Regions from separate parts of the Homo sapiens genome. Here region 2 is linked to region 1. Evidence: chromatin contacts called from ENCODE Hi-C or POLR2A ChIA-PET data. All regions are on one chromosome and are shown on one strand. The core of a region is the stretch at or near the end of the contact, and the rest is flanking DNA. Distances in the headings are between cores, read along the strand shown. Region 1 has its middle 21 kb from the start of NCOR2. Region 2 has its middle 59 kb from the start of NCOR2.

The links. Hi-C counts contacts between places; a loop is a spot of excess contacts on that map. ChIA-PET counts read pairs that join two places held with the same protein, here RNA polymerase II (POLR2A). Pooled maps may share reads with other maps.
Region 2: a map of psoas muscle shows a loop between it and region 1 (2.1-fold over the local background). The contact joins two enhancer-like sites. A Hi-C loop is called at or near these places in 14 of 168 maps with a recorded cell type or tissue (CD14-positive monocyte, Caco-2, aorta and 7 more), 1 of 37 single-sample maps with no recorded cell type and 11 of 50 pooled maps. POLR2A ChIA-PET finds 5 or more read pairs at or near these places in 4 of 52 experiments (MCF 10A, OCI-LY7, PC-9 and 1 more).

Annotation. Positions count from the first base shown.
Region 1 is chr12:124,587,748-124,590,447 of GRCh38, reverse strand. No RefSeq gene overlaps it. Among named protein-coding and RNA genes, the nearest start is that of NCOR2, 21 kb to the right of the region's middle. Within about 2 kb of position 1,272, at least 9 of the 41 ENCODE cell types and tissues checked have a DNase peak (open chromatin) inside an H3K27ac peak, as active enhancers do; they include CD14-positive monocyte, endothelial cell of umbilical vein, heart left ventricle and 1 more, where a contact is called at or near this core.
Region 2 is chr12:124,625,064-124,627,763 of GRCh38, reverse strand. No RefSeq gene overlaps it. Among named protein-coding and RNA genes, the nearest start is that of NCOR2, 59 kb to the right of the region's middle. Within about 2 kb of position 1,328, at least 26 of the 41 ENCODE cell types and tissues checked have a DNase peak (open chromatin) inside an H3K27ac peak, as active enhancers do; they include CD14-positive monocyte, endothelial cell of umbilical vein, heart left ventricle and 1 more, where a contact is called at or near this core.

The DNA.
Region 1 (2,700 bases), core at 23-2,522:
CCTTGAAAATATTATGCTAAACGAAGGAAGCCACATATAGAAAAACAAATATTCTATGAATCCATTTATACAAAATGTACAGAATAGACAAATCCATAGAGACAGAAAGTAGACTGGTGATTGCTGGGGGCTGGAGAGGGGCTGAGGGAGACATGGAGATGCTGCGTAACGGGTACAGGTTTCCTTCTTGAGTAATGAAAATGTTTTAGGCCGGGGTGCAGTGGCTTATGCCTGTAATCCCAGCACTTTGGGAGGCCGAGGCAGGTGGATGGCTTGAGGTCAGGAGATCGAGACTAGGCTAGACAACATGGTGAAACCCCGTCTCTACAAAAAATACAAAAATTAGCCTGGTGCGCTGGCATTCGCCTGTAGTCCTAGCTGCTCGGGAGACTGAGGCACGAAAATCACTTGAACTCGGAAGGTGGAGGTTGCAGTGAGCCAAGATCACACCACTGCACTCCAGCCCGGGCAACAGAGCGAGACTGTCTCAAAAAAAAAAGTTCTAAAACTAGATATGGCAATGGTTGTGAATGTACTAGATGTCACTAATGATAAATTTTATGTTATGTGTATTATACCACACATGTACACACAAAAAGGCAGTACATGTATGCATACAAACACATATATGTACATACATGTATGCATACAAACACATATATGTACATACATGTATCCCGTTATATGCACAAAATATCTCTGGAAGGAAAAATTGATGACTATGGCTGTCCTTGGTGATGGGAACTGGGAGCTGGAGATCAGGAAGGGAGACTTTGTTTATTGTATATTGTTTGGGTCTCTTGGGGCTGATTTTATCATATGCATGTATTACCTTAAAAATGGAATAAGGGCCAGGTGCAGTGGCTCACAGTTGTAATCCCAGCACTTTGGGAGGCCAGGATGGGAGGTTCACTTGAGCCCAAGGATTGCAGACCAGCCTGGGCATCATAGTGAGACCCTGTCTCTACAAAAAAAAATTTAAAATGAGCCAGGTATGGTAGCAGGTGCTGTGGTCCCAGTTATTTGGGAGGCTGAGGTGGGAGGATCACTCGAAACCCAGAAGGTCAAGGCTGCAGTGAGCTAGGATGGCACCACTGCACTGCACACCAGCCTGGGTGACTGAGAGAGCCACTGTCTCAAAAAAAAAAAAAAAAAAAGGAGTAAGTTCCCCAGGTGAATTTTAAAAGAATAACATAAGAAATTCAGGGGAAATCATGACATGTTCAAGACACGTCCCCTTTGCGGGCATGTGGATCATGTGGCCAGACAGCAGGAAAAGCACTGAGTCACTCGTCTTTGATGAAGCCCTGCCTTTGCCGCTGAGGACAAATGTTCTTTCCAATCCCACGGGAGGAAGAGACGTTCTAAAGAGAGAATTGAATTCATGGTTGGCCAGGAGACAGTGAAAGAGGACCCAGGAGAAATTGCTGGAAAGTAAGTAAAGCCTGAAGATGGGCAAGGGCCCCAATTTTCCAAAAGGGAAAATGATATGGATCCTGGAAACCCCAGATGGGGTATGTCTGACAGCAAGAGATCTTCGCAGAATTCTGGAACAGAGCATTACACAGATGGCTTGTGGCTGTTTAGAAGAAAATATGCTTATCACGAGAAGCTAACACAGGTTCACTAAACTACCCCATGCCGACTAATGTCAATTTCCTGTTTTCATGGGGAGACCACCCTGGTAGACCAGATGGCCACTTAGGACCCTGCCCTCCTGAAAGAGAAGTAGGATTGTGGTTTCAGTATCTTTAGAGTGGGAACTGTGATCAATTCTTCAATTATTTGCCTTGTGTTGCTAGCATCTGCATTATCCAGCAATATTACTCCTATCCCACATGTCTTAGGTAATTTCCCCTAATAATTGTTTGCCTATTTGTAGGCTGCTCAGACTTATCTTAATAACTTGTATTAACCAAGCATCTTTTGGTGGCAGGGGAAATGAATCCAATTCAAATAGTCTTAAGTAGAAATGTCTGGCAGTTTATGGTTTCAGGCATGGCTGGATCCAGGCGCTTAAATGACATCATTGGGAACCTGTATCCTGTTGTACGTTGGATCTGCTTTTCCTGGTGTTGGCTTCATTCTAGGGCTGGATTTCCTCAAATGGAGGAAAGATGGTCCCAACAGCTCTTAGATGACCTCTTATCACTTTGGTAACAGCAGAAAGGGGTCACCTCATGACTGATAGCTCAGTTGTCCGGGCCAACTCTGATCAGCCCAGCTGGATCTTATGGCCACCCTTGAGCCAGTCACTATGTTTCTGCTGGGTTGGGTCATATCCTCCATACAAGTCATGTCAGATATGATTTCATTTAGTGTGTGGGAGAGGAAATGTTCCCCATGGAAAACTGAGATGCTATTATCCGGAAAAGAAGGAATGGACACTGGCCAGGCCAAAACAAGCCTAATTTAATTTGATGAGATAGGCACACATTGTGCATGGGGGAGAGTCCCAAATGGCACCCCAAAGCCACAATGAATCTGCACCAAAATGTGCTGCACCCCCGATTAACACAGAAATGAGAGTTAACTCATGGATAGTACTAGGATCCATGATGACGAGATGGTGATTTTGGGAGATGTGTTTGTACATGAGGTCACACCTGGGCCACACAGGTGGGTCCTGGTGAGGCCTTTCTGTCTAGAAGTGAGGGCTGTGTTCTTGAGACTTTGGTATTACCGAGGGGAGAAAGAGGA
Region 2 (2,700 bases), core at 79-2,578, 37 kb before region 1:
CCTCGTGATCTGCCCGCCTCGGCCTCCCAAAGTGCTGGGATTACAGGTGTGAGCCACTGCGCCCGGCCGGTACGGTTCTTAAAACCTATAGAACCCTACAACTCCAAGAGTGACCCCCAATGTAAACTAGGGACTATAGTTCATAGTGCTGTGTCAATATTGATTCCTTAATTGTAACAAGTGTACCACACGAATGCAAGATATGAATAACAGGGGAAACTGTGTACCGGGTTGGGGGGGTGGGAATTGAGTGTGTGTGCATGTGGAATTCTCTATACTGTCTACTCAATTTTTCTGTAAACAAAAAACTGTATTTTAAAAAGTCTATTTATTATTTTTTAAAATACAAAAACAAAAGTAAAAACCATTCTTGGCCTGCAGGTCCTACAAACCAGGCAACAGGCCAGATCTGGCCCCGGGAGGCCTGTATTTTGCTGAGCCCTGTGCAAAGGGAAGGAAGCCAGGCCTAGAGAGTTCACAGCACAGGATTCCATCAAGAGCAAACTCCTGAAAAGACAAAGCACCCCTCACATTGTCAGGCCAATCGATTGGCTGGGAAAGCAGCTTTGGGATGAGGGAAGAGTCCTCTGTGTCGATGGGGGTGATGGCTGCATGATACAGTTTCATCAGAAGTCCCATGGCTGGGTGCGGTGGCTCATGCCTGTGATTTCAATGCCTTGGGAGCCTGAGGTGGGAGGATTGCGTTAGCCCAAAAGTTTGAGACCAGCCTGGGCAACACAGCAAGATCCCATCTCTAAAAAAAAAAAAAATTTAAATTAGCTGAGTATGGTGGTGCACATCTGCACTGCCAGCTGCTTGGGAGGCTGGGAGGCTGAGGCGGGAGGATTGCTTTAGCTGAGGCGTTCGAGGCTGCAGTGAGTTATGATGGTGTCACTGTACTCCAGCCTGGGCCACAGCGTGAGACCCTGTCTCTAAAAACATATGTACTTAAGATTTTTAAAAAAGTCTTTGAATTGTATATTTAAAATGTCTACACTTCATTAAAACATGTCACAGGCTCCCACCCAACCCCCTACCCTGCTCCCGCCGACCAATTGTCAGCTTCTGGAGGTCCTGAGGTGAGGGCTCTGCCTGTGCCTTCCAGAGGAGAACAGAGGAGAGCTGTGTGCCCATCTACTGAGTGCATGAAATGAAATGAAGCCAGCAGGGCGGGGTGGATGGAACGGGGCTGGACCAGGCTCCCCCAGAGATTTCTGAGCTGGAACTTGCTGGATGAGTCAGGCACGTCAGGAGCAGAAGAGGAAAGGGCCAGGGCAAAGGCTGGGCTGGAGGAAAGGGCTGTGGCTTTGAGGAAGCAGCTGGGTGTGCCCCGGGGTGGGAAGGTCAGCGGGGCCTGGGCCCCTGGGGGTGGGGCCGTGTGTGGTCACAGACCTATTGTATTTAGTATCCACCCTGCAGGCTGGCTCTTACCCGCTGGCTGCTCGAGGTGGTGGCCTCTGGCCCTTGGGGGGTGCCGAGGTCGGAGGGAGCAGCCTCCAAGTCCAGGAGACAGGCTTTGGGGCAACCTGACCCCAGTGAAGGACTTGTCCCCACCCATCCCAGAGGAGGAGGAGTGTGGAGGGCAGAAGTTTGCCAACCGAGGCAAGAGCGGGTTCAGAAGCTTTCTGTAAAGGAGGGCATTTGGATGACGTGTGGATTTCCTATTGCTGCTGAACAAATCACCACAAACATAGAGGCTTAAAGCAACACAATATTGTTATCTCCCCGTTCTGGAGGGCAGAAGGTCCCAGTGGAGCTTATGGAGATGAGGTCAGGGCACTGGCAGGGCTGGTTCCTTCTGGAGGGTCCAGAGGAGGCTTCATTCCTTTCCTCTTGCAACTTCTAGAGGCTGCCACACTCCTTGGCTGGTGGCGGAATTGCCCTGACCTCTGTTTCCACCATCTCTTCTTCTTCTCTTCCACCTTCTCCTACTCTAACCCTCCTGCCTCCCTCTTATAAGATCTTTGCGATGACAATGGGCCCCTTGATCATCCAAGATAATCTCCCTATCGCAAAATCCATAACTTCATCCCCTCTGCAGGAGCCCCTTCACCATGGATTGAATTGTATTTCCCACCCCAAACTCACATCCTAAAGCTCTCACGCCCCAGTATCTCACAATGGGACTGTATTCGAGGACCGAGTCTCTAAAGAGGTGATTAGGTTAAAATGGGTTCGTTAGGTTGAGCCCTAATCCAATAGGCCTGGTGTCCTTTTTTTTTTTTTGAGTCAAGGTCTCACTCCATGGCCCAGCCTGGAGTGCAGTGGCACCATCAGAACTCACTGCAGCCTTGAACTCCTGGGTTCAAGCAATCCTCCTACCTCAGCCTCCTGAATAGCTGGGGACTATAAGCACACACTACCACATCTAATTTTAAAAAAAAATTTAAAGAGATGGGATCTTGCTATGTTATCCAGGCTAGTCTTGAACTTTTGGGCTCAAGTGATCCTCCCACTTCAGCCTCCCAAAGTGCTGGGATTACAGGCATGTGCCATCATGCCCTGCTTTGATGTCCTTATAAGAAGAGGAGATTAGGGCATGGCCATACCCAGAAAAGCCCGTGTGAAGACACAGGGAGAAGACAGCCATCTGCAAGCCAAGGAGAGAGGCCTTGGAGTGAACCAACCCTGCTGACACCTTGATCTTAGACCTCTAGACTCAGAAGGCGTTTCGGTTGTTTAGCATTCCCCGCCTGCTCT